Linked DNA regions of Mus musculus: regions 1 and 2 are each linked to region 3. The links are chromatin loops, found by intact Hi-C in ENCODE. Cell type or tissue: left cerebral cortex. All regions are shown on one strand.

What was found. A loop is a pair of places that touch in the nucleus more often than their neighbours do. Peaks named below come from ENCODE experiments on the same cell type or tissue, not always from the same donor. Only the 100,000 strongest peaks of a DNase experiment are listed, where the experiment ranks them.
Region 1: a loop joins it to region 3, with 2.6 times the contacts of the local background. A loop is called at or near these places in 17 of 42 quality-filtered maps.
Region 2: it touches region 3 in a loop (6-fold over the local background); 14 of 42 quality-filtered maps call a loop at or near these places.

What each region holds. Positions count from the first base shown.
Region 1 is chr8:117,461,011-117,469,010 of GRCm38, reverse strand. Cmip (c-Maf inducing protein) reads right to left here. Exons shown (of 21, transcript NM_001163262.1): 21 at 7,505-8,000. Among named protein-coding and RNA genes, the nearest start is that of Mir7078, 5.7 kb to the right of the region's middle. In left cerebral cortex, CTCF peaks have their summits at 3,505 (motif pointing right) and 4,263 (motif pointing right); DNase peaks (open chromatin) are centred at 3,513, 4,276 and 5,954.
Region 2 is chr8:117,219,876-117,227,875 of GRCm38, reverse strand. No RefSeq gene overlaps it. Among named protein-coding and RNA genes, the nearest start is that of Cmip, 33 kb to the left of the region's middle. In left cerebral cortex, a CTCF peak has its summit at 3,167 (motif pointing left); DNase peaks (open chromatin) are centred at 381 and 3,140; H3K4me3 peaks cover 313 bases.
Region 3 is chr8:117,375,201-117,383,200 of GRCm38, reverse strand. It overlaps Cmip (c-Maf inducing protein), which reads right to left. Exons shown (of 21, transcript NM_001163262.1): 2 at 6,001-6,126. Among named protein-coding and RNA genes, the nearest start is that of Gm39260, 44 kb to the left of the region's middle. In left cerebral cortex, a CTCF peak has its summit at 3,870 (motif pointing right); DNase peaks (open chromatin) are centred at 2,242, 3,871 and 4,388; H3K4me3 peaks cover 1,721 bases; H3K27ac peaks cover 3,661 bases.

The sequences.
Region 1 (8,000 bases), 86 kb before region 3:
ATCCAGGGTCTCCTACAGCACCCTGAGCTACACATGGAGACAACCCCCCCCATACATTCTCACACAGCCCTGAGACTCAGTTCATACACACATCAGCCACATATACCTATGGTCCATACGCTAATGTTTATAGTGTCTCAGACTCACAGAGCCACCACAGTCAATCTCAGATGTCTTCATTGTCTTGAATGACACCTGTTTGTGTCAGCACTTGTGCCTCCCCGCTCCTCCCGGTGCTCCCATGCCCTCGATGGGTTCTCTGTCTTAGAAGCCACATGCATGGACTCATCAAACTGAGAGAATGTGAGCCTGTGCCAACAAAGGGAGGCTGCAACCCGCAGTGGCCACAGAGGACCACCAGAATTCTGAGGAATCTCTGACTTGACTGCCCCAGGGACACACCTGATTGTTCGAAATGCAAGCTAAAACAAAAACAACAACAAAACACTGCAGTTTAGGGTCGGGGTGTGGCTCAGCACTAGACAGCTTGCCCAGTATGCTCAAATAATTAAGTCCCTGCATTTTCCCCAAACCCCAGCCCCACCCTCCAATCCTGTCTGTTAGAGATGGCTCACACACCTGAGTCACTGACTCCGTTCCATCGCCCAGCAAGCCAGCACGCCCCACTAACCCAGTATCCATTCAGTTATACCATGCAAATGTGTGGGTCAGATCTGTTTCTCCCTCCTATTGGACATGCAGTAGGCTGTCATATTCATGACTGCCGCATTCTTTGCATTCAACCAGCTGCGCCTAGCATACGCAACGCCTTGGAATCACCACCAATAACGCCAGTTGTGGTGGTGGACGGCTGCAACCCCAGCACTTGGGAGGTGCCACATGGGACGAGAAATTCAAGTCCATCCTTGGCTATATGGAGAGTCATAGGCTATCCTGGGCTACAGGAGACCCTGTTAAAGGGGAAGACTGGGGGGAGTGGGGGACTAAACTCCAGCCATTGAGTGTCTCTGCTTCTCAGAGTCATTTTCTGGACTCCTGTTTTATAGAAGTCCTAGAACTGGCCGTACCACATCTGCTGAGCCCTTAAAATGTAGATAGCCAAACTTAGGTGCACTCTAATCCTACACCACGGTGTCTCGAAGCCTCTTATGGGAAGTAAGAGCATGCCCACTGCTTCATTGCTATTTTTACATCGGTTGCATGTTGAAAGGAGAATGCTTGTGGATAAATAATCACTTGATTACAATCGATTCCAGCCAGGCCTGGTGGTGCGGTGCTTTGATAGGTTTGGATCCCCATAGATTCATGCTCTTAGAGGCTTGGCTCACAGGACGTGCCACTATTACAAGGTGTGGCCTCATTGGAGGAAGTGCGTCACCATGAGGGCCGGCTTTGACGTCTCGTGTGCACCCAGTATGGAATCCCAGTCTCCTCCTGGCTGCCTTCAAGTCAAGATGTAGAACTCTCTGCTTCTCCAGCACTATGTCTGCCTGCACGCTGCCATGCTTCCCGCCACAGTGATGTGCCAGTCCCAGTTAACTGCTTTCCTTCATAAGAGTAGCCTTGAGGGCTGGAGAGGTGGCTCAGCGGTTAAGAGCACTGACTGTTCTTTTGAAAGTCCTGAGTTCAAATCCCAGAAACCACATGGTGGCTCACAGCCATCCATAATGAGATCTGATGCCCTCTTCTGGTGTGTCTGAAGACAGCTACAGTGTACTCACATATAAATAAATAAATCTTAAAAAAAAAAAAAAGAGTTGCCTTGAGGGGCCGGAGAGATGGCTCAGTGGTTAGGGGCACTTGCTGCTCTTCCAGAGGACCCAGGTTCCATTCGCGGCACCCACAACTGTCTGCATTTCCTGCTTCACAGATGAATGCAGGCAAAACACCAAATGCACATAAAATAAAAATAAATAAATCTTTTTTTTTTTTTAAAGAGTTGCCTTGGTTACGGTTGTTTCTTCACTGTAATAAAACCGTAACCAAGACAGAGGTACTCCTCAGCATAGTGGAATGCTGAGGCAGGGGCATCTTGAATTCAAGGCTACCCCGGGCTACATAAGAGACCATTGTCTTTAAAAGGATTCCAGGTCAGTTCCACCTGTTTCCCTTTTGCTTCCCAAAATGTACGCACTGGAAACAGTGCTTCTGAGAGTCTTCCTATGTAGCCCACCCTATCTAGCTTTGGGCTTAGTGCAATCCTCAGCTCCCTGTCAATGACCTCACACCCCACCTAGCAGCTCCCCAGCAGCCAGAGTGTGTATAGAAGGCTGTGCCCAACCACGTGGAAGGCATCCTGTGCCCTGGGGCATCCTGATTTCCTTCTGGATTCTCAGCCCTTCTCCTCCACACAAATGAGGGGAGGCAGGCAAGCCATGTGGAGCTGGGCCAGTCTTTTTACTCTTACATGGAGAGCATTAAAAAAAAAAAAAAAAGCCAAGGATGGGTGGGGCATGGCGGGGCACGCTTTTAATCCCAACACCTGGGAGTCAGAAGCAGGTTGATTTCTGTGAGTTTGAGGCCAGCCTGGTCTACATAGTGAGTTCCAGGACAGCCAGTGCTGGGTAGAGAGACCCTGCCTCAAAACAAACAACAAACAACCCACACAGCCCAGTGGGGTCTGTCACTGGGAGGTGTCCCTTCCATTCTAGTCTCACCATCTTGATACACCACGTGGGCCCTTGTACAGAAAGCATGTCTCTGTTAACAGGTCTCAGGGGCACCATGTGGGCATGCAGCTCCTGGGTCCTCTTGGGCAGCCACGTGACCAGTGCTTTCACCCAAACCCAGGTTCAACGCTCTGCCATCCAGGTCCCAAATTCTTGACTTCCAAATAGGACACCCTGCTGATGTCATAGCCGACCCCACAAAGGCTGTAGCACCTCCCAGTTGAGGTTTCTCCGAGGAGGGTAAGCAGAGGTCACCCAAGGGCCTCATTCAAACAGATTATGGCTGGCGTATAGGGGAGCCCAAGATGCTGCATCACAGAGGTACCAGTGCTGACGGCCCTACGCTCTGCACCCTAGCAGCCAGGCTTTTAAAGCAGTGCTCTGAAACCTGGCTGTACAGTAGAATCATCTGACCTTGTGTTACCAGGCCCCATCCCAGAGCAGCTGCCTCACTCTCTGAGGGAGCCCAGTCTTTAGTGGGTTCACAGCCCCATAGGAGACTTCAGTGTGCCGCCAGCCTCAAGAGCGGCATCTGCCTGGAAACTGACACGTACAGGAGTGATCTGGGAACCTTGACAAGCACCCAGAGCCTTCAGAGTCTGTGGTTCTAACTACCAGCACTGTAGTATAGTTTACAGATGGACCACAGCAAGGCTATAGAGGCTAACGTCCTCTCAAGTAGAATTAGAGTAGGGTCAGGGAAGAAAGCCAGCATTTGTTTTGGGATGGTGTCCAAATACTGCTAGAGTTTTCTGAGACGTAACCCAAAGCCACCTACCCTACCATGAACATCCAGGCGGGCTGTGCATTGCAAAGTCCTTTTATATGGCAGATTTTAATCTTTATTATAGTTCCCCAGCAGGTGGCAGTAGACAGTCTAAAGACCCACCAATTCAGAGGCAGCAAGGACTGCCTGGCTTCCCGTAGGTGTCACCACAGTGCAGAGAAGAGCATTTGCCCTGTCTTGTTTGTGAGGATAGAGTGGTGCACACTTGTAATCTCAGTACCCAGGAGACGGAGGCAGGAGGACCACAGCAGATTCAAGGCCAGCCTAGTCTGCATAGTGATGTCCAGGTCACCCAGGACTATTCTGTAAGACTCGGTCTCAGACAACACCACCAAAATACAAGACAAAATCCCCCAAATTACTGCCCTTCAATGGGCTGCACTGCTTTGTATTTAGGGTTGGGGAACACGCTAATAATCTCAACATTCTGAAGGGCGTCAGGATGGCGGCCAGGCAGTCCTGAGTTCAAGGCCATTCTGACTCAGTGGAAGTGGCAGGTATAAGCCAACATGCTTGATGCACAATTTGTTGTTGGTGGTGTTTTTTTTTTTTTAAGATTTATTTTATTAATATATGTAAGTACACTGTAGCTGTCTTCAGACACTCCAGAAGAAGGAGTCAGATCTTGTTGTGGATGGTTGTGAGCCACCATGTGGTTGCTGGGATTTGAACTCTGGACCTTCGGAAGAGCAGTCGGGTGCTCTTACCCACTGAGCCATCTCACCAGCCCCCGATGTTTTTTTTTTAATTGAGCTGTAAACACCTGTGACAGTAATAAATGTTAAAAATTCTTTTTAATTATCCATATGGATGTGTGTATGTGCAAATGGGTGCAATGCCCTGGGAGGCCAGAAGGGGGCATCAGATCCACCTGGGAATAAAGTTATGGGTGGCTTGCAAGCCAATCAACAGGATGTTGGGAACCAAACTCCAGTCTTCTGCAAGAGCAACAAATGTGCTTAGGGGCCGAGCTGTCTCTCTAACCCCTTAGTAATCCTTACAGTGCACTTTCCAGTAGCACACGGAGCCAGCACCATGCCATGACTCTTCTCGGTATCTAACTCCAGAATCCTGCTATCTCCAAGAGGAACCCCTGCCCCCGTCAGCAGACAGTCCATCCATCCAAACCCTGACAAACATCAGGTGGCTTTCCAGTCCTCTGTACTTGCTGATTCTGGACAATTCCTATAGATGCGATCATACCTGGGCTTTTGTGTCAGACCTCTTCTCCTCAGCATCACGGATTTGGAGATATATTTATGGTATAGGATATTTCAGTATTTCTTTCTTTATTTTAAACAATATTTATTTGTATGTGTGTGCATATGCCAAGGTGCATGGGTGGAGGTCAGAGGACAACTTGTCGGAGCTGGTTCTATCTACAGCGCAGGTTCCAGGAATAGAATTCAGATCTTCAGGCATTGCAAGCACCTTTACCTGCTAAGCCACAGAGCCAGCCCCCCACCTCATCTCTTTATAAAGATTTATTTATTTATTATATATAAGTACACTGTAGCTGTCTTCAGACACACCAGAAAAGGGCATCAGATATCTTTACGGATGGTTGTGAGCCACTATGTGGTTGCTGGGATTTGAACTCAGAACCTTCGGAAGAGCAGTCAGTGCTCTTAACTGCTGAGCCATCTCTCCAACCCCTTCTTTCTCTTTTATGACCAAATAAATATCCCATCATCTACATGGGTCTTCTGCACCCTAGGCAAGTGCTTTATTATTGAGCTATACCTCAAGCCCTGGTCTATAGACATTTGGCTGCTTCCTTCTGATGTTAATTCAAAAAGTTGTTATGCGATGTGATACAGGACACTAGTTTGAAGTGGAAGGCTTCTTGAGTCTAGCTCTCCATATCACAGAGACCCAGCTGCAGAGTCCGCAGGTCTCCTCTTGTCCTCTTTGTGTCCTTAACAAGCCCCTCCAACATAACACCACAGAGCTCTCTGCCATTACAGAGGAGGGCTTGCACCTGCTCAAGGGACTGGTGAGATGGCTCAGTGGTTAAGAGCACTGACTGCTCTTCCGAAGGTCCTGAGTTCAATTCCCAGCAATCATATGGTGGCTCACAACCACCCGTAATGAGATCTGATACCCTCTTTAGGTGTGTCAGACAGAAGTCAGCTATAGTGTACTTATATTTAATAATAAATAAATCTTTGGGTCAGAGCAAGCAGAGACTAAGCGAGCAAGGTTGACCAGAGCTAGCAGAGGTTCTAAAAATCCAATTCCCAGCAACCATCTGTATAGCTCCAGTACTACAGTATACTCAGAGGCCTCCTTTCACTTGGCATGATCTCTCCCCAGTCATTTATGTCACTGTACGGGATGGCTTTCTTGCTCCGTAGAACTGTACGTGAATACACTATTGTGTGTGTGTAATCCGAGTTAGCCAGACATGTGGCTGGTCCCATTGTCCATCTGCTCCACGGTGTTTAACTCTGGTGGACATGCTTTGCTGCTAAGTCATGCACTGTAAACCTTGCTTGTGTGTTGGACGTGTGAGCTCAGTTCTACGGACGCCCGGGGGCAGAGCTGCCTGGCCACAGTGTGCCTATTTGTTTAGTTTCAGCAGACAGGCATGCAAAGACGGCTTGTCTACTCCAAGCTTCCACCTGCTGAGGCCAAGTTTTCTTAGCTCCCCCTCTCATCAGTGCTGAGAACCAGCTAGCTGGCTCAGACCTTCCAGCGGACTGGTGACAGCACAGCTCTTGGGTGGCAGTTCTTAGATTGCCCTGGAAGGGACTCTCCCTCTCACCTGCTTCTCTCTCTCTCTCTCTCTCTCTCTCTCTCTCTCTCTCTCTCTCTCTCTCTCTCTCTCCTACACCCTAGAGATAATATATATAATCTATGTGGGTATACTGTGGCTGTCTTCAGACACACCAGAAGAGGGCATTGGATCCCTTTATAGATGGTTGTGAGCCACCATGTTGTTGCTGGGAATTGAACTCAGGACCTCTGGAAGAGCAGTCAGTGCTCTTAACCACTGAGCCATCTGAGCCTCTAGGCCCCGAGAACACACCTTTTGGTTGTGTCTCCTTGTCCAGCCTATCCTGTTCCATGGAAGAAACTCAAGCTTCTCTGTCCCCATAGCACATACATTGTGTGGCCTCGGCTGAGTAGCTCGTCCCCGGCCTTTCTACTCATGGGACAAGAGGCCACCCAGGAGAGGAGTTGTACAGAGAGCATCAGGTTGTCTAGGAGGGCAGAGGGAAGGGAAGACAGGGGCATTTGATAGATACAACAGCTTAACTCAGGACAGTGGGGATATCCACAGAAGGCCAACAGTTTAGAAAAGGATGGAAATGATTTCTTTGACGTGTCTGTGTGTAGACACATGGAGACTGCAGGACAAGTCCTCGTTTATCCTCTCCACCTTAAGTTTTTGAAACAGGGTCTCAGAACGTGAAACTTACCTGTTCGGCTGGGCTGGGCAGCCCGCAAGCTCCACAGATCCGTCCCCATCATCCTAAGCACTGAGACTACAAGTGTATGCATGCCACAGTTCCTGGCTTTGTATGTGGGTGTTGGGGGTTCAAATTCAGGTCCTCACAATGCTTATCTACCAAGCGTGTTACCCACTAAGTTTTCTGACTTCTCCCATCTTGCTCTAGCTTCGCCACAGGTCTACGTAGCCCAGACTGGCCTTGAACTCCAGACCTTCCTGCTTCAGCCTCAAGAACTGGGATGACGAGTGTGTAACCTCATGCTGGATGATCTCTTAAGAGACTTACCTGTGAAGCAGCAATGGATGGCCAGGGGCTAGGCTAGGGCCCACTGCAACCCTCTGAACAGGGGCTTGGGTGTTTCACAGAGGGCAATGCCCTGACAGAAAGTCTAGTGGTAGGGCTGGTTTCCATAGTAGGTGAGGATGTTACTAGTGGGTGCTGGCCAAGGACTCTTTTTTTTTTTTTTTCAGATCTCACAAGGAGTGCCATAGGGCAGCCCTGTGTGACAGGTTCAGGCATCATGGTCAAGAGTGTACTCAGGTGTGTCCTGGCCCCCTCCCTGCATAGGACATCCCCCCCCCCACCCCTGTCCATCCCCCCACCCCCCACAACCACACAGCAAGGCCAACTTTCATGAGTCACTTACAGTTTATTTTTGCCTGAAAGTATTTCACATCTCTTTGTACACAGCTACGTGACAGTATTTATTATTAACCATCAAGAAAAGCAACATTGCGGGGTGGAAGTGGGGGCGGGGCGGGGGTGGCATGTCTTAGTTCTTTTGGTTTTTTTTTTTCCTTTTTAATTTTTTTCCCTTTTTTTTCTTTTTTTTTAAAAATTTTTAATTTTTTTTTTTACTTTATTTTATTTTTTATTTTCTGCTTCTGCTTCTCTCTGCACCGGGTGCTGTGAAATACGGAAACCAGGGTCGGGGTTGGAAGAAAGCAACAAGAGAAATCAACAGAGAAACGAACACAAATCAGAACTCACTCCACACACACACACAGGCACACGCACGGAAGAAAACCTGCCACAGAAAGGGAATTAAGACCGAGACTCGAACCCAAAGTCTCTGTGTTTGTTTTGTTTTGTTTTTTTTGTGTGTGTTTTTTTTTTCCTTTTTTA
Region 2 (8,000 bases), 160 kb after region 3:
TATCAACTCCTGCTTCCAGGTTCTTGCCCAAGAACTAGAGACTTCATGCTTAAATGTTCTGAGGCCAATAACCAAATGCTAATCTTTTGTGTGCTGCACACAAGGCTTGGTACCTGGGAATTCCCAGCAACTCTCCAGATAGGAAGACATCAGAAGTTACAATGATGCCTGCCCATGGTGCAGAGGAGCCTATCCTGGGATATCAGCACCTGGCCAGAAACTTGACTCACTTCCAGCCTTCCAGACAGTGGCCTCTGGAGACTGAACCAGCTAGATGCCCAAGCACAGCTCTGTCCTGCAGGGTACTCAACCGGGGCCAGTTGGCAGGTCCCCAGCAGTCCACTTATGTGACATGGGAAACAAGAATGCACCAAACCTAGGGAAAGAGGAAGCTGCCCACTGGAAACTGAGAAGGAAAACACTGTGTGTAGACCTCATGAAGGCTGTGGGCTGGAAGTGTGCCCGACCCATCCTGGGGGCCAGATCATCCCCAGTGGCCCTGAGAATTTATCCCAACCATGAACAGATGTGGGTGCTGCTGGCATCTGGTGGGACCAGTGGGCAGGAAGGCCAGACATTCTGGGCTGTGTAGGACAGTTCTCTAGGACAATGACGTCTGTCCCTTCATGTGGGCGCAAGTCCGGCTCGAAAGGAGCCTCACCTAAAACCCAACCTCATTTTTTTTATACAAATGGGCTTTCTTTTCCTGCTTCTTCAGAAGAGCGACATCACATTTTATAGTACAGTCACCATGTACATGGAGGGAATGAGTGTGGCTCTGCAAATTTGGATGTGACCTTTTTAAGAAAATTGATGTCACCAATGGTCCCTCCGCTTTTGCTGTCTGAATCACACACGAGGCACACCTGTGGCTGCCTCCCCGGGGAGCTTCAAAAAGGGGGTGAGCGTCTGAGTCCTGATTCACGTGTGGGAGGATACCCGGTGTCTTATGTGGGAATTTTATGGCGACCCATCTTCCGTTTAGCTCTCCTTGGCGTGATTATGTGACAACACTTCTGAAATGATGGGACTAGGCAGGCAAGTTATATACTGGAGAATTCAGCCTGCAACAGAAAGGCAACGTGTTGGGTCAGGAGACCAGGGGAATGGTTTTGCACCGAGTTGAGCCAGGGTTAAATGGAGAGACCACTGAGGCCAGCCACAATGGGGACATGGCCGTAGGAAACGTAACCAGGGCATAGGATAAGCAGAGAAGGTCTGGAGTCATTCCACCCTTCCAGGCGAACACTTAGTGGGCACCTTTGTCCCGTGAGAACCCCTTCTATGCTGACATGTGAATGCTGAATGAAGACAAATCCAGGCAGAGGAGTCGCAAGCCAGGGCCAGAGGGCGAGGAAGCATGATGGGCCAGGAGACTTTGAACTTGAACCTACCCAAGTCCGTCTGCCAGGAGCGTGAGTGACTAAGCTCCCCAGAATCATCACTGCCTAGAGCTTGTGGAAGCATCGCAGACCTGCCCACCCAGCTCCACCACAGAGAGGTCGTACCTCGTCCCACTGCACTGGGTCTGGACTTCTTATAACACCAGGACTCTCGGGTCTTACTGCTCTGTCTCTACTTCAGATTCAAACCTGAGGATGTTGCAAGTCATCCTCAGATGATACCAGATGATACTGACTGGCTGGACACAGCCAAGAATGTTCACTGAGGCGGAGGTGGGGAGGGAGGTGGGACATCATGATTAAGAGCACTTGCTCTTACAGAGGACCTGTGTCTATTCCTCTTGTAACCATCGATGACGTCAGTTCCAGGGGATCCACAGGTACAACTCACACGTGCAGTGCCATGCAGTGCACATATATACACTTAGGTGTGTAGTCCTCTCAGGGACCCATTATAGATGGTTGTAAGCCAGAATGTGGTTGCTGGGAATTGAACTAAAGACATTTGGAAAGAGCAACCAGTGCTCGTAACGACTGAGCCATCTCTCCAGCCAGAGGTTCATATACTTAAAATAAAATAAATAAATAAATCTGGAGGAACAACAATATGAACTAACCAGTTCCCCCAGAACTCCCAGGGACTAAACCACCAACCAAAGAGCACACATGGTGGGACTCATGGCTTCAGCTGCATATGTAGCAAAGGATGCCTAGTCAGTCATCAATGGGAGGAGAGGCCCTTGGTCCTGTGAAGGTTCTATGCCCCAGTGTAGGGGAATGCCTGGGCCAGGAAGCAGGAGTGGGTGGGTTGGTGAGCAGGGGGAGGGGATAGGGGGTTTTAGGAGGGGAAACCAGGAAAGGGGATAACATTTGATATGTAAATTGAGAAAATATCTAATAAAAAATAAAAATAAAATTAAATACATAAATCTAAAAAAAAATTTTTAAAGAACATCTACTGTGTAGTGTTGATGCAAAAAATTCAGCTTTCACTTTAAAAGGAATGAAAGACTGTTTCTGGGGGAAAAAAAATTTAAGTGACCATGCACTGCAGATTCAAGGTACCCAAGTTCCATTTTCCAGTGTAGTAACTGTTTTATGAAACTATTAATAGGAACTGGACTAGGAGAATCATAGATAAATGTGTTTTAAATACTTTGGTGGAGACACCAGGTTAAGTGGGTCCCAGCAACGCAGAGACATGTCTATAAGAGGCACCAGATATTATCTGACCACATCCTTAGCTTTGGGGTTGTCAGGAGCGAGGGGGTCTCTATGCATTCCAAACAACTTAACTAATAACCAGAAGGATGTTAGGTCACACACAGAGGAGGGCAAAAAAATGGCTACGACTGGCTAAAGATGGTCCAAGATAATCTGGCTCTGGACCTGCAACATTCCAACCTCTCCCATCACAGAAGTCCTTATCGATCAATCAATATTTATAGACGCAGTTCCCTCCCAGCAATTTTCCTTCACAGTGGTCATGGCTACCCTGAGGCAGGGTATGAGCCAATCAGATCTCCAGAAGTCGGGGACCACTTTGGGTCAGGATCGGGAAAGGTGCAGGGACTTCCAATTCTGCCTCTGCGTCAGCAACAAAGTCCCCAGGGTACTAGGGTTCTGTACTGAACTTGGCTAGGAGGGCACAGGTGACAGGCAGCTAGAGCTCTCTTCCTGCTTCCGGGTTCCAGGCTACCACTCCGAGAGCCTAGAGGCTGAATCCTCGTGGGTTTCGACGCCCTCTGCTGGCCATTTCTACCACTGCACTTGGATGCCAGAAGACTAAACCAGGAATGAGAAAGTATTTGGAAGTTTGTAGCCCTATGATAACAAAGACAAGGAAACTGGTCATGGAGAGAAGATGTGAAGGATTCACCCTAGCCCACAAAATCCCCATAATATTAAAAGTATTTTTGGGGAAAAGTACTGTTCTTGATCTGAGAATGTAGCTTAGTTGGTAGAGGGCTCACCTTGCATGCGAAAGTTTCCATCCACAGCTCTGCCTGGACTATAGTGGGCACATACACCTAGAGGCCCAACACTGAGATGGTGGGTGCAGAAGAAACATAATTTCAAGGTCAAGGCCACTACTTAGTAAGTTTGAAATCAACCTGGGCTATGTGAGACTCAGCCTCAAACCAAATAAAAACTAAGAGCTCTCAAGGGTTCTTCTTTTGATCTTGTTTACATGGACAGAATAACACCCACCCAACAGCTGTCTCTCAGTGAGAGTTACAATGTATCCCGGGGACTGGATTATCATCAAGCCCATTATTCAGATAAGAAAACTGAGGCCAGCCCCCAGCCGGAGACAAAGTCTTGTGTCCTGAGCCCACAGTTGCCATTACAGATGTCAGGGGATTTTGAAGGACAGCAGTAACCACAAGTCCTTGGAGCTTTTAGCCTGAGCACATTACACTTGGAGGCTGTTGGTCTGTCTATTTTCCTGAGTGGGCCCTCTACTGAGCCCTGACTACTCAGGCCCTGCCTAGTGCTCAGGGGCCCTGTGGAAACAGAGAAAAAGTCCTGTGTGGGCTCTGGTGCAGAGCGGCCTTCTCCACTTGCCAGGGACACCCCAGACTGGTTGTACTTAGTGTGATAGGCTCCAATAAAGGGCTGGTGCATAAGGCAGAGGGTCTGATACACCTACTCCAAGTTCCCAAAAGCCCCATGGGATGCACTTGCATAGGTGACGTCCCCCATGTTTCCTGGAATGAACCAGGTGATGCATGGGATGGAAGGAGACTGAGGGAGTCTGCCCGTGTGCTCAGGAAGGCCAGATGCAGCTCAGAAGATGGCTCCATTACTAATGTGTTTGCCTTGAAAACAGGTGGAGGGGCTGGCGAGATGGCTTAGTGGGTAAGAGCACTGATTGCTCTTCTGAAGGTCCTGAGTTCAAATTCCAGCAACTACATGGTGGATCACAACCGCCCGCAATGAGATCTGATGCACTCTTCTGGTGTGTCTGAAGACAGCTGCAGTGTACTTAATTATAATAATAAATCTTTGGGCTGGAGTGAGTGGGGTTGGCCAGAGCAAGCGGGGCCACCAGAGCAAGCAGAGGTCCTAAAATTCAATCCCCAACAACCACATGAAGACTCACAACCATCTGTACAGTTACAGTGTATCCATATGTTGTGGATAGTTCTGGGGCTAATTATATTTGATGTTAATTCCGTTCTCCTGTGAGTGGTTTTGAACAAAGAATGAGTCAGCACTCAGGTGATTTCCTGTAAACCTGCTACCCCCCTTAATTTTTAAAATAAAGGAGAGCTGATGATTGGGCAGATAAAAGGGAAGGTGGAGCTGAAGATGGAGAGAGGGAAGAAGGAAAAAATGGAAGAGGGAGAAGACACCGAGGAGGAAGAAGAAAAGCGGAGCAGAAGCGCATGGCCTGGAGAAACCACAAGTTCTAAGGGGTCTCACAGATGTGGAAGGTGGTAGTGTAGCGGTAGTTCTGCCCAATGCCACAGCGTGTATTCATATTAATTGAGTTATGCTTTCATTGCCAGGGCATATTTGGGTTGAAAATTTACCACAACACCCATATACATAAAATAAATAAATCTTAAAATAAATAAATACATAAACATTTAGAAAATAAAAGAAATTTATGAAATGTTTAAAAAGAAAGAAGAAGAAGAAGAAGAAGAAGAAGAAGAAGAAGAAGAAGAAGAAGAAGAAGAAGAAGAAGAAGAAGAAGAAGAAGAAGAAGAAGAAGAAGAAGAAGAAGAAAAGAAAACAGGAGGGCCTGGGACCCATCTTCAGAACCCACTTTACAAAGTTAGGCACGTGGTCAACACTAGGAATCCTAGCATTGTGGAGGCAAAGACAGTGGACTCAAGTTGGCAGCCACCCAAAGATGCTTGGCAGGTTCAGGGCCAGAGAGAAACATTGTATCAAGAATAACAAATTCAATAGCCGGGCGTGGTGGTGCAGGCCTTTAATCCCAGCACTCGGGAGGCAGAGGCAGGTGTAAAGAGTTCGAGGCCAGCGTGGTCTACAGAGTGAGTTCCAGGCCAGCCAGGACCAAAAAAAAAAAAAAAAAAAAAAGAATAACAAGTTCAGGGCCAGAGGAAACATTGTATCAAGAATAACACTACCACCAACAGCAACAACAATGAATATGAGATATCTGAGGGTGTTCCCAAACCCTGGTACACTCTCAAACACAAAAGAGTCAAGGGTCTGGGAGGTGGAGTTAAGAGTACTGGCTGCTCTTGCACAGAGTCCAGGTTCACTTTCCAGCACCCACATGACGACTTATAACCACCCAGGGTATAATGATGGCCTCTGTGAGTCCCATGCATACGCTTGGCACACAGACATCCACAGACATCATGCAGGCACTCCTATGCATGAATTAAAAGTCTATAAATCACTAAGAAACGAAAGGATGTAGCTCACTGGTAGAGCAACACCAGAGAGGGCTAGCTCTTGGCCTCTTCTGTAACATCTTTTAAAAGCAAGTCCCTCTGGGCTGGGACGATGGCACAGGGGTAAAGCACTTGTCACACAAGTCTGACATCCTGAGTTGCATCCTTGGGACAACTCTAACAAACCCATGCCCTTTCTATTAAAATAATACTTGGTTTGTGGTCTACTCTGGTTTTTAGAGCTTTTTCTTTTTCCATGCTTGTGTAGCCTATTCCAATACAAGGATTAGGTCCTCAGTAGCTACTTCTTAGTACTGGGCTGACTGACTTCACAGCCGTGTGCCTCGGTCCGTCACAACTACAAACCAGAGATCGTGATAATAACACTAACCATAGAAGGATCACGGGAAGAGTCAAGGAACTAATATTTTCTATGTGCGACGTTTGCAGAACCTGGGGCACAGATAAGTCTCAAAAAAATCTGATGGTGCTTGGTAGTTGTGAGTGGAGGATGCCCGGCCCGGAACTCTCACTTTGGAAACTTGGGCGGCAGCCTGGAGGTTGGGTTTAATTGGTCTCAGGTGGAGCCCTGGTGTGGGGACTTCCCAAGTGATCCTGGTATTGGAAGGTAGGAAGTCTGGGTCACAGCTTGGCTGGCATCCTGGGTCTCTTAAGGGGAGGGAACAGCACCTAGCAGGTGTCAGGAAGCGTTTAGCTGGCTACTAGAGCATCCTTTGTGTTTTTATATGCCTGACTCAGTGGCAAGCAAGCACTTGGTAAGTTTGGCTCTGGCCTCTCCTCTGCGGGAAGGATAGGCATCACCCACCCAGAGCAAGGTCAGCAGGCTGGTATACAGCTATGCTTTGTCCTTGCAAAGATTCCCTAATCCATGTGAAGTCATCACAGTCCTCCCTCTCTCTCTGCCCGGGGCTCTGCTCACGACTTGGGTAGGAAGAGACCCACCCAGATTCTTCTAGTCACACCTCCGTCGCTAGTTTTCCAGCAAGGGCCAGAGAACTGAAGGATGTTGAGGCTCCCAGGAACGCAGAAGCCTGGATTGGGGCCTGCCCCGTGCTAAGTGGCTGCTTTGGGCCTTCACTGCCTTGTTTGCTGAGTGAGACCTTCCTGGTTGCTTTGAGTGTGGACAGTGGCTGTGGCCAGGGCAGCCCTGGAGGGGTCCAGCTTTCTGTCTTGAGTCAGACTTCATTCCTAAAGCATTTATGATTGGATCACTGGCAGCAAGAGTCGGGAATGGTGGGGATGGTAGTGGGGGTCGTCTGGCACATACTCCTACCTCCTTCAGAAGGGACTCACTTGGATTCTGTTTGTAGGCCCAGAGCCTGAGATCCTTACATCATCTCTTCAGGCCCCAGAGCTGTGCGGACCAATAGGAATAAGGCAGACAACGGTGTCTCCTTACCAACAAGCATTTTTGCCCAAGCCTACACAAGGACTCACACTTCCCAAGAATACAGAATTGGATCCCTGTATTCGATCGATAGGCATGGAAGCAGACACACACAGTAAAAGCAGGAAGGTGATTCCATGGGCCTCACTGCAGCCTTTGGGTCTGACCTCTGACCTGGATGTGCTCCAGAAACCCCAGTATGGCACTCAACTTTAGCTTTTTGCGTATCCCTAACCTATAGCTTGGTGTCTTTTGACAGGACTGGCATTGTGAATGTTGGTTGACTCTTTGCTGTTGCTTGTTTTTCAGTTTTTCAAGACAAGGGTTTCTCTGGGTCGCCCTGGCTGTCCTGGAACTGGCTCTGTACATTAAGTTAACATTGAATCTAGATATCCCCCTGTCTCTGCCTCCCTAGTGCTGGGATTAAAGACATGCATCACAACTGTTGGCTTTTTGTTTTGTCTTTTGTTGTTTGTTTGTTTGTTTGTTTGTTTTTTGAGATATCCTGTCATCAAATAGCTCTGGCTGTCCCGGAACTCACTATGTAGACCAAGCTGGCCTAGACCTCACAGAGATTCTTGTGCCTCTTCCTCCCAAGTGCTGGGATTAAAGGCGTGAGCCACTATCACCTGGCAATTTAGACATTCTTTCCATTTATCATGTACCTGCTAGGTGTCATTTGTAATATTGGCAACTGGACACAGGATGCTGGAGCTGATATTCCAGGGAACAAGTGGGTGTAGGTGGGTGGGTGGGTGGGGAAGAGATATAGCAATCAAGTAAACAGAGATACCAAGGGTTAAGTGTGGG
Region 3 (8,000 bases):
CTGGGGTTGCTTCCTCGGTGCAGGGGATCCTAGCTCGCCTAATCTATATGATTCTAGCATGGCCTAACACTGCACTGGGAACTCTCCACTTTCACCTACTCCCTCCGGTGCCTGCGCAACTCCTAGCCACACGGGTCATACCCAGAATGCCCCTTCTCCGGGATGACTGCCTCAAGCCTGGCTTTCCTCTGCCCGTGCTCATGTACCGTGACTCTGTCCTGTTCAGTTGTTCTCCTATCTGCAGGCTATGGCTCTGTCAGGTTGTAAACTATGTCTATGTGAGCATCACTGCATTTGCGAAACCCAGAGCAACGGAAGACTGGCTGGCATGTTGAATAAATGAGACAGGAGTGACTGAGGGGACGCATGCGTTCGTGAATATAGGGCAAGGAGGCATGGATGGGAGCATGGGGAGTAAGTAGGAAATGGCTGGAACAATGGGCAGGTAGATGGGTGGGTGGGTGGGTGGATGAGTACATGGTTAAGTACACAGGCAGAAGATGGGGTGGGTAGATAAACGGATAAAAATGTAGATATAAGAGCAAGAGGACAGGGGTGAGAGGAGTGGATAAATGGATACACAGATGCATGGAGGGGTGAGTGGTTAGACGGTTAGGTGTCTATGTGGATGGAAGGATAGAGAGGGCCACAGAGTGGCAAGTGGGTGAATGGGTGGGTGCGCGCGCAGATGGATGGATGCGTAGACATGTGGATGAGGAGGTGAGTGTGTAGACTAATAGATGAAGTAGGTAAGGAGGCAGATGGGAAAGTGGGTAGATGGATGGACGGATGGGTAGGTGTGTATGGAGATGGATGGATGGGTAAGTGTGTATGTATGCAGATGGATGGATGTATAGGGTATATGTAGATGGATGAATGGGTAGGTGTGTATGTATGTAGATATATGGTAGGTATGCATGTATGTGGATGGATGGATGGATGGATAGATGGGCAGGTATGTATGCAGATGGATGGATAAGCAACTGTGTATGTATGTATGTATATATGCAGATGGCTGGCTGGCTAGATGTGTGTGTATGTATGTGGATGGATGGATGGGTAGGTGTGCATGTACATGGATGGACGGGGTATGTATGTTGACAGATAAATGTGTAAGAGAACTACATAGGACTGGGGTTGCTTCCTTGGTGCAGGGGATCCTAGCTTGCCTAATCAATATGATTCTAGCATGGCCTAACACTGCACTGGGAACTCTCCACTTTCACCTACTCCCTCTGGTGCCTGCGCAACTCCTAGCCACCCGGGGCCACACCCAGAATGCCCCTTCTCCGGGATGACTGTCTCAAGCCTGTCTCCAGGTTCTTTTGGATGGACGATGCACAGGCATAGGAGAGGAAAGAAAGGAGGGAGGGAGGAAAATCGTAGGACCGATTCACAGTAAGTAGAGCGTCCATGTACCCATCCCATGGAACTTCAAAGAAATCCCTTCAGCTCTGACAAACCAAGCTCTTGACCACTGTGCTTCTGCTGAGACGAGCATGCATGGACGTATCTTCAGAAGCATGCATGGAGGTACATCCTTGGACACCTGTGTACCACACTTGGTCTATGTGCCTCTGTGGTAACTAAGGAGACAAATACTGTAGTGTGGTTACAAGTGAAGAAAGGAGGCCCAGAAGCCTCCTCTCAGTGCTCGGATCACACCTCAGGCTCATCTCCCTCCTAGCCTGCTTTCCCTGATACCCCTAGGGAGCAGGCAACAGATGTAACCTGGCTCCTGTGGATATGGGAGCTGCTCTGCCTCTTGACAGTCAATGAAAAACATGGCACCCGTTGGCCAGCATTGAGAACAGGGTGGACCAGGTGATGTATGACAAAGGTGAGATTCCCCCCACCCCGCCCCCCAGCAGAGGATGCCAGGAGACACTCTTGAATCTCAGTATAGGCCTCCCCAGGTGGATTCTGGCAGAGGACAAGTTTGCCTGGCTATGCTGCAGCCAGAAGGAGAGCCTCTGTCAAGTTCCCTTGAAGCCAAGGCTGGCGGCAGAGAGGAGACAGGACAACCCAGATCCCAGGGAACACCAGGCACAGTGAGTGGCCGGAGAGTGACTTGGAGGAGAATCCCCTAAAACCCCGGAGGGAGTCCACAGCCTACCTTGCCCCCCATGGCCCCAGGCTGGCTCTGGTGGCTCTCTGCCTGTGTCTGGCGCTAACCTTCCCACAGGGCTGGCTCCAGGCAAGCCTGCCCAACTTCCTCAGCGAGGCTGCCAAGTTCTAACTCATTGTTGCATTGTCCTCGAGGTGAGAAAAACAGCCTGGAGCCTGCAGGGACTGTTCCCAAGTTCAGCTTCCTGGCCCAATCTCCAGGAAAAACAGCTAAGAGCAGCCGGGAAAGCTCACTTGCTCTTGCGCGCTCTCTCTCTGTCTCTGTGTGTCTCTGTCTCTCTCTCTCTTCCTCTCCTATCCTCTTCCTTCCAGTAAGAAGGGAACAGTTGTCCATCTCCAGTGGGGCTTTCGAGACCCGGTAATGAGTGTGTGTGTGTGTGTGTGTGTGTGTGTGTGTGTGTGTGTGTAGGCACTGTCAGAAAGGAGGGCCCACTTTCCCTCCTTATTTAAACCACCTTGGGCTCTGTCTGCTCTTCCTTATGCCTTTTGCCTCCAGGTACTGTATTATTCCTTAGTGCTTAGCACTTAACCAGAAGGCACCAACAAGGTGCCTCAAGTAGGGCACACACAGTGTAGGTAGGTGCATAGAAGCTGGTCTCCTCACAAGAGCTCGATGTAAGGGGGAAACAAGATTAGCAGGCCTCTGTTGTTGCCGGGCCTCTAACAAGTGCTTAGGGAGGTCACACTAAAATCCCAGAAAGCCCAGGACCACTGACTGGCCCCCATGCTGGGCACTGGCACCTTGTCTACTGCACCTACAGGAGGCTTACACTCTGCTACTTAAGAGGCATGCCTAGGAAGGTTCATTCTTTCTGGAACTCCCAAGTCAGGTCCCCTGCAGGGGCTGGACTTCCAGTAAGAAAGTTATCGATCTAAGAAAACCAGAATGCGAACTGGAGAAGGAAGACAGAGATGGCTGCTCTGAGGCTAAGGAGACATTAAAGAAGGAGCAAACAGCAAAAGCTAGAGAGGGAGGGAGAAAGGAAGAAGGACAGACGGACACAGAGACAGAGGGGGATGAAGGGAGGAGAGAGACGGAGGACTAGAAAACACAGAAGGAACTAAGTGAGCCCTGGCACTCAGTGTGACTCAGGACGGAGAAAGCGCAGTTTCCAATCAATAGCATCAATTAAACCTGAACTCACGTCACCACAGAGGCCGGTGGCTGCAGTACTCATGCTCACTGCAAAACACTCCCGGACCTCTGTTATTCTGCAACAGGCCCACGGCGCTTCCACTAGACCACAACCCCTGGGCTGTGACCCTTTAGCCTACCTGACTGCTATCCCTCAGGTCCCTTCCCACCCGAGGGCCAATGCTCGATTATCGACTATCGTGACACACTGCGTGACAAAAGATCAGAATGCTCAGCAGGGACTCTAACCAGCAGCTCTGGTCTCGCCCTGGGGAACCGAGGAGCCATACACAATTACAGAGTCTAGGAAGGAGGCAAGGACAGACAGCCAACTTAATGTGCCTCCTTTGGCCCGATAGAGGTACAAGCAGAAGGGAGATCCCAGGGGTGGGCAGGGGCAAGGCTGCACCCACCTAACTCTCTGAAGGGAGACTGCGCTGCTTCCCTGAGATAGGCTCCGGATCACAGCAGTAGCTGGTGCGGCCTCCTCTCTTCTCCTCTCTTCTCCTTCCTTCTTCTCTCCTCCTCTGCTGCTCCTGCCTCTGGCAGAGCAGCCACCAAGCAGGGGCGGCAAGCGTGGAGGATGCTGGGGCAGCCTGGTTTGTCAGCCCGCAGGGGGAGCTCTGACGTCGCTCAGCCCACTGCAGCCTGGGAGAGTCATCACTACCACCAGCCAAGGGCCATGGCCAGGTTAAAGGGACATGCCCAGAGCTGGCCAGTGTGTCTTACTCCTCTGACCAGGGGTGGGGATGGTGGGGGTGGTGATGCTCTAGCCCTGGAAACAAAAGGCCGTTCTGCTAATACGTGGTGATCACCATCAACAGAGAAAACAGGGCTCCCTGGCTATTTCCCACATGTCCAGCCTTCTGCCCCTTAGCCCCTGATCTGTTGTCTAGGATCCCCTCTGTCCCTTAAGAGCTTTCTATGGCTCCCCAGTGTCCTCAGTATATAGTCTGAGGCTGACAAGACCACATCATCTAGATGCAGTCACGGGCAGTCACGGGCATCGACCTCACTCCTACCAGAGAGCCCCCTCCCACACTCATACTAGGTGTGCCCCTCTCTGGGGCACCCTCCTACTCATCCCTCTGCACCCCATATCAGTGTACATCCCTGGGGTGCAGCTGTCTCCCGAGGCCTGGTGAGTCACCCTCCCCTCCCCCTCCCGTCCCAGTCCTCTGGGATTCGTCTGTGTCTGAGTTGCAGCTTCTTCGGTAATCATGTGTTTATGGCTCAGTCTCCCCAGAGGCTGACAGTGAGGATGAGGATGGGGTTGTAGGGGCCAGAGAGAGGGGCAGGCTTGAAGCTGCATAACTGAGCAGTAAAGGCATTTCCAGAAGGCTGCCCTGCTGCCCTTCAGGGCCCTCCTTGTCTTGGCCACTGTTGCTCATGGGGTCAACCAGCCCCACAGGGCCTGGCATTGAGCAGCCTTGCAAAGATCCAGTGCTACAGTCTTCAGGGCAAGGGAAACAGAAGAGAGGCAGAGAGACCAAGGGAGGCATGGCAGAGGCTGGTTAGTCCCCCCTAAAGACAAGGAGACAGCCGGGCAGTGGTGGTGCACGCCTTTAGTCCTAGCACTCGGGAGGCAGAGGCAGGTGGATTTCTGAGTTCGAGGCCAGCCTGGTCTACAGAGTGAGTTCCAGGACAGCCAGGGGCTATACAGAGAAACCCTGTCTTGAAAACACAAAAACAAACAAACAAACAAACAAACAAAGGACAAGGAGACAACAGAGGGAACCAGGGGGCTCTGCTGGCCAGAGGGGACATGATGAAGATAGGGGGTGGGTGGGTCACAGAGGGCAGAGCACGGTGGCTGAGTTCCAAGATGGGCTACAGCAGGCATGGCTTTGGATGTCCTCTAAGAGAAGACAATATGGACAGGGATGTGTCACACAGTATCCCTCACACGGCTGCGGGTCAACTGCTCTCCTGCCTCAGGATGGTACCAGAAGGGCCATCAGCTGCTATGGTCAAAGGTGAGGATGGGGCCAGAGAATACAGCATACTCCCAAGCGACCAGCAAGGCCAGCCTGGATCCTCCATGAGGTTCGGGGCGGGGGGGTGGGGGGTGGAGAAGAAAGAATAGAGTTAGGAATTCTAAGCCAATCTTTAGGGTGGCCACCCTCCTCCTTTCCCACCATAAACTGACAGTGTGCTACACCATGGAGGGAGGGGCAAAAACTAAGTCTTGGTGACATCATTTGCCACCCGACCCGGGATCCCGCTGTTCTTTGCAAACCTCCTCCTGAACTTCTCAGCCATTTTAACAGCACAACCTATTCCTGTTCAACCTTCAGTCCTAATGATATTCGTGTCGTTTTCGACCTACGTGCTCACAGACACGCAGAGCCAGTACTTCCATTGTTTGCCAACACAAAACTGAGCTAACCAAAAAGATACAGGACACAATCCTCACTTAAGTCCAGCAGACAGCAAGCAGATCCACAACGAGGTGAGCCTCACAAGTTCCGAAGCCCATCTGGCCCGGGGACTCATTTTCGGCATTTTCAAAGCTGAGGCTACAGAGTTCAATTTTTCGAGACCCAGGAGGACGAGCAAGCTCCTAGACAGTGAGCAGCATGCAGCAGGTGTTTAATCCCTGCACGGCCCTCCCGAGAGTCTTTAATACCTTCGTGACTTTTAAGTTGACCAAAGCTAAGGTCTACAGAGGGAGCAGGTGAGAAGAGGATGAGGGACCGGGAGGAAAGAAACTGCTGGGTCATGCTTACTCTTCCTACCTGCAGCAGGACGGTCCCTCCGGGGATCGTGAGCTGTAAACAGTACTTCGGGGCGTTCTCCCAGGACAGCGGCTGAACGTCTTCAATGGCGCTGTAGGAGACCGAGTTTTCCATGTACCCAGACGGCTGTGCCAAAGAGAGAAAAACAAGAGCCTGTGAGAAGACAGCGCCATCACAGAAAGGAAGCTACCCAGGGACCAAAGGACCAGCTCTTGGCTGCCAGCATCCCGCTGTGGGGAGGGGCTGTGGAGGGAATTCATTCCACACCTAGGGTGCAAAATGAAGAAAAGGCAAGGGAACCCTCAGGTCAAAGGTGAGGGGTCACCCCCTGGTGACCACAGGCCCCAGCACAGGGCAGAGCTTGAATCTTAGCATCCCTCCCCAGTGCACCATCCTCCAAAGGCTCCTAACAGGTCCACCCCATGGAAATCACTCCTTACAGAAGCCTACAGACAGGACCTCTGACCCATCACGCTTCCTTGCCCCCAAAGCCCACAGAGCACATGCTGTCTTTCTTCAGTGCCCTGGACCACCACATGGCTCAATAGCATGTATTGAGAGAAAGCATAAGCATGGATCAGTGATAGGGGAAGAAGGCAAGACAGGCCTCAAGCCATCCATCCACACTGCCTCTAAGGGAGTCCCACCATCCCAGAGAAGCATCAGGGAAGCACATAGGCCATCGAGCCCTGCTAGGGTCTTCAATACCCCACATCCAAAATGCCAGAGGTCGGGGCAATCCGTGAAGACTGAAGACGTGCGGCAAGCTAAGACAAACGGCAACCTCCCACAGACCCCCATCATCGCACACACACATACACTGTTTCAGGAGCTCCAAGAGTGGAATGTCACAATGACTTTAGGGAGGAGGTGGCAGGGCCATCCATAGGGCACCCAGGTCTTGTGACCTTCCCACAGCTAAGAGTGAATGAATGTGTATACGATGCTATGCTGAAACAGGGAGGTGCGATTTAAAGTTCACAGCCTGGGTGAATATTTTCCCAGACACTTAGGCTTCTGATTTTTTTTTTTTCTTTTCCAACTGACAAGTACTGGCAGTGAGGGGAGCTGATGGCTAGACTGCCATCAGCCTGAAGTAAAGTGAATGACCAATGGAGGTTGGTTCAACAAGTATCCACTGAGCATCTAGCATATTCTAGGGGTTGTGGTGGGTATTGCATAAAACCGGAGTCCAGTGGGGTGAACAGACAACAAACAGAATATGGAGAATGAGGGGGGGGCAGTTGAGACGAGGATGGTGTATTGAATGGGGTATGGTGATGGGGCCATAGCATCAACTCAAAGCTAATGCAAAGGTCTGGGGACAGCGAGCGAGAGAGCTGAGGGAAGAGGTCAGGCAGAGATTAGGTAGCAGGTAGCACTTCTGGGGCCTAGGGACCACATCCCCATGAAGAAGGTGCGGCAGGAAATTCTAGCAGCATCACCGAAGCCACCAAGAACAGAGACAGGAGGACAGTGTTGGTGGGAGGTGGCTGGCCGCCGCAAGCCCTTCACACCAGTGTGCTGCTCCTCACTCCCCAGCAAGAGAAAGACCTGCAGACCCGTGTCCACCTGTGTAAGCCGCCCCTGTGCACAGAGGTTGCTGCGGGCAACCCCCACCCTACAACCTGGCCTGGCTGTTGCTGAAGCTGTGAGCAAAGCTTTCTGGGAAAGGGCCGGGGATAAATAAATAAGCACCCGTTGTTTTTTAAAAGCCAGACCGATCGCTTTTCCGCTGTCTGACTCAGCACTTGGCCCAAAGCAGTCTTCGGAGCCATTAAGACCTGTGTTTGAATCCCTTTACTGTGTGTCATTAAGACAGTTACAGCGCCTCTCTGAACCTGGTTCCTCTGACAGTAATTTCATAAACAGAACTGTGGAGAATATTCCAGGGGATCTAACTTGCCAAGGGCGTACTTAGCTCAGCATCTGGAACATACTGAAGAGACTGATGGAACGACTATAGTTTTTATCTCCAGCATCCTCTTCCCCAAACTCCA